2 separate regions of the Homo sapiens genome follow, and region 1 is linked to region 2. The links are chromatin contacts, found by Hi-C or POLR2A ChIA-PET in ENCODE. All regions are on one chromosome and are shown on one strand. Each heading gives the region's core, a stretch centred on a gene start or an enhancer-like site at or near the end of the contact. The rest is flanking DNA. Distances are from core to core; before and after follow the strand shown. Region 1 overlaps SHB (SH2 domain containing adaptor protein B). Region 2 overlaps SHB (SH2 domain containing adaptor protein B).

Region 1 (3,396 bases), core at 356-2,855, 100 kb before region 2:
CTTTAGGGATAACGGCCGGCATTCATGTGGCAGCTTCCCACCGTGGTCTGGTTTCCTCCTCACGACAGCCCTCAGCGGACCATCATCTCTGTCTTACCCTTGAGGCAGCCAAGACTTGCCCAAGGTCACACACATGGCCAGCCAGTGGCGCAGTCGAGGCCACACCCCAGCCTTTCCCCATCGAGTTGTGCCCCCTCTGCTTCTCTGAACCTAATGTTCAGCTGCCATGGACGGTGAGTTCTGAGCCTTGGAAGGAGTCGCCTTCCTGCACACAGCAGATAGCGGCTATGGGGAAAGACCGGCTGACCTGAGGTAGTGTACTAATTTCTGAGGAGGAAAAACCCCCAGGCTTATCCTCCAGAAACAATCACCACAAGAATTAGGCGGCTGTAAACACGCCTGGGGCGCAGCTCTAGAATGCAGTTTCAGAACCCAAATCCTGGGTTCTGGCTTAAAATAAGACTGGGGCCTAGGGATTCATGGAGGGCAGGGCATGGGCCGCCAGACTCCTGTCGAGAGGCCCATTTCTCCTCCTCTCCCCTCGCCCCTCGAGCTCCAGCTGCAAGTTGCCCCAGAGGCCTGTGGCCTACTGGACCAGCCGCTGCCCTCGCTGAGGCAGGAGGGGATGGTGGGCCCGGCCAGCCTGGCCTGGACTCATGAGGGAGCTGAGCTTCCCTGAGGTACTTCTTATATCAGGGCTGTTTCCGGATGACCCCTTTGCTACGTGTTTTACTGCCCTTGTGTGGTCAAGTTAAAGAGGTTGTTCAGGAAGTAGGATTACAACGGGACCTTGTCGTGGCTTTGTAACCTCTGCTCTGTAGATGGCAGGGACTGGGCCCACAGGGAGGGGCCAAGGGTAGTAAAATCCAGAATCTTGGAATCCATTCATTCACATACTCCTTTGCCACAAAGTGGGATGGGTGTGCTTGGCCCCAGGGCCATGACCCCCTTCGGATCTTGCAGACTTCTTGCAAACTTGAAGTGGCAGCAGCACATACAGGCTAATGACTAAGCAGTTCCCACTGCGCTTTAAAGTCTTGCCTTAGGCTTTCAATTGTGCTTATCATTCAAAATGCTCTTTTTTGCAAAAGAGCCCATTTTGTCAGTTTTCTTCTTGTTTAGATTTAATGATTAATCAGAAAAGTGGTTTTTTGTTTTTAGGTTTTTTTGTCTGGTTTGGAGATAACATTGGAGGCTTAACGCCTGACAGCAGTATCTGACAGGGCACTTTATCTTAAGGATGCTTTTCACCATTCCAGCTATGTATTATCCACATTTTTCCGGGGAAGAAAATGTTCTCTGGCGACCCCTTTTTTGTAGTGTAGTGTCCTGGGCTGTCACGCCCGCCCGCCAGCCCTGCCTGATAAGCGATAAGCGTCAGGAGTTCAGAAACATGTTTTTCTTCACGGCTGACAGTCTGTCTCAAAAAACTTCCATCTCCTCACTTCCTCGGGCTCCTGATCCCACCCGCTCCATTCCTGCCTTTGTTCTCTTTGGCACACACTCCCTCTCCGGGGTTCCATCTGCCTTTCCCTACTTCTCCTTGATACCTCCCTGGGGGGTGGCCCCTGCCCACTGTCACTCCCCAACACCCAGTTTCTCCCTGCCCCACCCCCGGGGCCTCCTAGATGCCCAGGCAGCTCATTGGTTGGCCTGGGAAGCGGGGCTGGCTCATGACCCGAGTAGGGAGCAGAGTGGGCTGCATCCCTGTGTCCTGGGGAAGGAGGCACTGGGCTGGGGCAGGAAGGAGTCTGGGAGTCAGGCAGACCCGCTGCTTTCCTTTGCTGTGTGACATTGAGCACATTTCTTAATCTCTCTGAGCCAGTTTCCTCATTTGTAAAATACATTTATTCATCTACTCAGTACCTTACTGTGTGCCAGGCCCTGCATTAGACTCAGGGACCAAAAAGATAAAGTGAACATAGGCCCTGTCCCAGAGTCTCCAGTTTGGGGTGGAGGTGGGGCTTCTTAGTAATCATGGTAAGATGACTCCCTGGGTGTTAGGGAAGGGGAAGTGACAGACACAGATGTGTTTTATGAACCGCAAAGTGCAGTGCACACGTGGAGAGTGTTGGTTCCTGGGGCTCCCAGGTCCATTGCTTTTGTGATAGAACAGGGCCTGCCTTGTGGTGCTCTTAAGTCTGGAGGTCCCCCACGCCTGACCTGACCACGCCTGGTGCCTGTGCGCCCAGCCTGTTGTGTGCTGCTGAGCTCTGGCCTGCATGGAATGGCTGGGCTGGGGCACACATGCATGGGGCGTAGGATGGGGAGGGCAGAGCCGGACAGCCAGACCCAAGCTATAAAGCAGGGTTAGGGGAAGATTCTGGGTGCTGTTTGGAGTTCTCCAAATAGAGTTTGGCCTGACTTTTAAAAACTCTTAGACAATGTGTTAGGAGTTAGTTAAACCACTTTTAGTCAGTAGGAAGAGAGCCAGATTTTAAAAAAAATCTTGTTAGAGTGTGACAGAATGTGAAATGTCACTTTTTAGCTCCTCTTCTAGCCCAGCCACCTTGTGTCATGCCTATTTGTGAGCCTGTGGCTATCCCCCAATGAGCCTGTGTCTCCTGCAGGAAGGACCACTCCTTCTGCTCTATGTTCCAGAGCCCAGCACAGGATCTGCCCCAAGGTCAGCCCAGGGAGGCTGAATGGAGGAGCAGACAGAACTTCAGGGCTCAGAGGAGAGAGGCTCACTTCTAGCGGAGGTGGGGTTCTCAGAATGGTACATGGGGGCTGAATCGATGATAATGACACACAGTTGAGCCCCTCCTGTTGCCAAGCACTGAGGTGGGTTCTGTTACTATCCCCACTTTATAGTGAAGAAACTGAGGCCCAGAGAGGTTGAGCAAACTTCTCAAGGTGACACAGTGTGGATTTCAACCCACATTTCACTCTAGAGCTCATGTTCTCATGTGCCGAGCATTGGAGGTTAGATAGAATTTGAACATGCAGTGATCAGAGAAGAGAGAAGGGCACAGTATGAGTGAAGACCCCCTGGGGAAGTTGGGGGCTGGTGACTCTGCGTGTGACTGGAGCGGGCAGTGGTGGGGGCAGGTGTCGGAAACAAGCTCACAGCCCTGTTGACCATGGGCCTATATGGAGGTAAGATAGGAAGTTTCCAAATGACACGGAGTACTCCAGCAATTGGTACTTTACACAGACTACAGACAAGAGCCCTGTGTGCCATCTCTTTCTCCAGTTCTCTTGTTTGAGCCCACTGTTGTGTCATAAGGAGATCGCAGGATTCTTCTCCGGGAAAAGAGGGAGTTGTGTCAGCCTAGTAGGGCCCAAAGCCAGGCTGTCTACAGGGCAGTACACAGAACTGCTTTTACCCCAGCTCCCGTGCTGCGGGGTCCTGCACCAGTCCCTTGCTCTCTCTGGGTCTATTTTGCTGTCTCT
Region 2 (3,442 bases), core at 863-3,362:
AGAGAGTGCACCATTGAGGGGACACTGTGAGGAATATTAGATGACATTTCCCTTTATTCAGAATTACTGAGAAAATGTGCCCTGCTGGTGGTAAAACATTGCCAAGGACGCCACCCTCAACATTAGACTGGCACCTCTTCTGGACTCTGAGCCTGGTGCTTTGGTGATTCTGGTGCAGTGGGGGTGGAGAGTGTAGGAACAGCCCTGGGCCTATGCCCAGGAGACCTGGGTTCAAATCCTAGCTCTGCCTCTGACAAGTTACGGGATCCCAAACTAGTCACCATGATTTGCACCCTTCCTTTCTGAAGGGTTCAGACAGACCCTAGTTTGAGTTCTGCATATTCTCTGAGCCCTCTGTTTACTCTCTAGCACAGCAAGTGTAAATCCTGCCCCGCCACCTGCTCTGGGCTGCTGTAACATGTGAGTGAGGTGATACGGGTCAGCATGCCCAGCACAGGGCCTGATATTTGGGAATAGCCAGCTTTCACACTGTGATAGTATGTTCAAGAAGAGTAGCAACCATTGCCATCATTTTTACAGATAAAGAAACTGGTGTTCACATTACGTCACAGTTAATGAGTAAAGAGATGAGATTGCAACACAGCTCGAGGCCTCTTTCTACCTTGTGGGGTCTCTCGGAATAGAAACACCCCCATTCCTCCCTAGCAGGCCCTGAGAAGCCCAGCCAATGGCCAACTAGTTCTCTGGACCAAAGCTGGATTTTCTGACAGGACCTGTGACCATGAGCCCTGTGCCCAGCATTTCTCAGACCCCTTTCCCCAGGCAGTGGTGACATGGAGAAAGCCCAGAGACCTGAAACCAGAGGGGCTGGTTCTGAGCCAACAGTGTCAGCATCCATGACCCAAATAGAAGAGTCTAGTTTCTTCTCTGGGTCCAGCCCTCAAGGAGCTGTGAAGAAAGCGCAACTCATTGCTCCTACTTTACAGAAGAGGAAACAGAGGCTCAAAGGGGCTTAACCTGTCTTAAGGCCGTGTTGTCAGGGAGGGGCAGAGGCTGAGCCTGCCCAGCTCCTGGACCACTGTTCTTTCCTGACCCTTCTCAGCCATTTGCTCCAGCTAAGCTTAGAAGTTCTCCATTTGCACTCAGGTGCTAGGCTGATGATGCTGAGACTATCTGGTAGCAAACTAGGAGGCCAAGGCCAATTCAGAGGGGCCAGTGGCAGGCGGCCTACATACCTGATGAGAGAGAAGTTTAGGAAGCCCTATCTGGCCCTGGGTGTGTGATATAGATCAGGAGAGAAGGACTAGGGCAGTGGGAGTAGAAAGGAGAGGTGTGTGGAGGTAGAATTGATGAGAGGGAGGAGGAGTGAGGAGTCAAGGACCACATCCAGATTTCGGAGCAGCTGGGTGGATAGTGGCTCTCCCGGCTGCAACGTAGACCTGGAAAAGACCAGGAAAACAGACTCCCTGCAGCTCAGCTTCCCCCTTCCCAATGCTGCCTAAAACGCAGAGGCAAGAGGTGCCTGCTCTCATTCTGCCTCACTCTGCCAGTTCACGGCCCAGTGCACCACCCCCCAACCCGGCAGTGCCAGACGTGCCCGTCAACAGGCTGGGGTTCCCTCCCTGGACTGCTGCGTCTCCCGTCTGAGCCAGGGATGGAGCAGTGCCCTTTGTTTTACCGGAGCTCCTTGGTCTTCTCCAGCATCTGAGCAGCCGCGATTACATTTCCAGCCGGTTTTTAATTGTCTCGTATCAGCCCACATAAATCTGCCTGTGCGGCTCCGCCACCAGGGAAGCATTCCAACTGCCCGTCTGTCTCCAGGAAACCTCTCGTGCCCCGGGACAGTTGCCTTCTGAGGCATTGGGTGGTCTCTCCAAATGAGAAAAACATTTCTTTCCAATCACATTTCTAACATCTTGTTAATTTGAATTATTTAACAATATTTTTGCAAAAGCCATCTGGGAATGAGTTGGTTGGCGACTTGGGAGAAGGCATAGAGGGTGCTGCAGGGAAGGCCACGAGGACAGCTGCAGACGTCACATCTGCTATCAGTGAAAGGGTGGCTGCATGGAGAGGAAGGCTGTGATCAGGAGCCCGGGGATTACAGCCTGAATCCCACCATTCCTACCAGCCAGGAGGTCACCAGTGAGTCACTTCCCGTCTCAGCCTCTGAGCCCTGAGGCCCAGATTTGCAATGGCAGTGGAAGCTCTTGTAAACTCTGAGAGGCTGCACAGATGCAGGTAGGGTGGTTTGCAGAGCCTTTGTGCTGTAGGGGCTTATTTTACTGATAGCTGGGTAAGCGATACAAAGGCCCCACAGGAAACATGATTGGCCCTTACCTAGAGGCATTCGGTGGGGCTTGAAGCAGCTAACTTCACGTGGTAAAATCCCAGTGTTAAGGCAGGGCCTGACTGTTCCCCAGACTTTTGGGGAGTCAGAGCCCAAAGGGAGTTGAATCATCCAGGTCAAGACCCTGGTGGGGTCAACTGAGGCACAGGAAGGCAAGAGGACCTTCCTGAGGTCCTCTGGAAGGCTGCTGGTAGAGCCCCCAGAAGTCCCAGCTCCCACCCCAGGGTTATCACCCTTTGGAGCCCCGTAAGCACTGTATATTCTTCTCTCATTTTCTCCACAGACATTGTCAGTCCTTGAGGCAGATTTATAAAATCAGATGTCAAATTTTATAGCCCTTGTCTTCGCTCCCGCAGTTCAAATGCTAGGGCTATAAAATGAGGTTTTGTTGTGTATGCGGCACACTCGCACGCAGGCGCCCTTGCCCTCTGTTGGAGCAGAGGCTGTTCCATCCGCGGGTCTATGTCTTTCACCTGCTCTTCTCTAGGAAGCTCCCCTGTGAGCAGCCTCCATCCTCCTTCCAGCACGAGTGTTTGCCACTTTTAATAATGCTTTGCTTTTTTTTTTTTTCTTATCTTTTTAAAGATTATTTCACCCAAGAGGAATATCAGAAACAATTGGGTTTGGCAAAGCTAGCTTATTCCAAATGCTTTAATTAAAACCATTTTTTAATTTTAATTTTATTTTTGCCATTTCTTTTGGAAAATCCACACTCTGCTTATGGCCTCAGGCAGCTTGGAGATCACCCTGCCACGTTTTAAGCACAGGCTTTCAGGGCGGAGCTTATAGACAAGTCAGCAGCATGGCTTTCACCACTGAGCTCTTATCGTGCCCTGGGCTGTCAGCTGGGTGAGGAGACAAAGACATGTCAGCCTCTGAGCTCACAGTCCAGACAAGGAGACAGGACAGTAGGGAAGTACTGTGATGTACAGAGGTGTGGCAGAAGACAAAGCGAGGGAGAAAGAAAGTAAGTCTGACTAGGGGCATCTTGGAAGTCTTCCTGGAGGAGGGGCCAGTTGAGGAGGACTTCAGATGTTAAGATGTTTGAGAGGAGAAAACTGGGGAAGTTATGGGGAAGCAACAGGACATTTAAGCAACAAGGACATTTAAGTTGGAGATTAGAGGAAAGGC

Evidence for each region. A loop is a pair of places that touch in the nucleus more often than their neighbours do. ChIA-PET counts read pairs that join two places held with the same protein, here RNA polymerase II (POLR2A). Pooled maps may share reads with other maps.
Region 1: a pooled map shows a loop between it and region 2 (1.8-fold over the local background). The contact joins two enhancer-like sites. A Hi-C loop is called at or near these places in 2 of 168 maps with a recorded cell type or tissue (aorta and mesothelial cell of epicardium) and 4 of 50 pooled maps. POLR2A ChIA-PET finds 5 or more read pairs at or near these places in 6 of 52 experiments (AG04449, BJ, Caco-2 and 3 more).

What each region holds. Positions count from the first base shown.
Region 1 is chr9:38,037,003-38,040,398 of GRCh38, reverse strand. All of the region lies in intron 1 of SHB (SH2 domain containing adaptor protein B), which reads left to right. Among named protein-coding and RNA genes, the nearest start is that of SHB, 31 kb to the left of the region's middle. RefSeq lists enhancers at 297-1,701, 1,980-2,585. Within about 2 kb of position 1,605, at least 8 of the 41 ENCODE cell types and tissues checked have a DNase peak (open chromatin) inside an H3K27ac peak, as active enhancers do; they include PC-9, where a contact is called at or near this core.
Region 2 is chr9:37,936,906-37,940,347 of GRCh38, reverse strand. All of the region lies in intron 5 of SHB (SH2 domain containing adaptor protein B), which reads left to right. Among named protein-coding and RNA genes, the nearest start is that of SLC25A51, 34 kb to the right of the region's middle. Within about 2 kb of position 2,112, at least 13 of the 41 ENCODE cell types and tissues checked have a DNase peak (open chromatin) inside an H3K27ac peak, as active enhancers do; they include PC-9, where a contact is called at or near this core.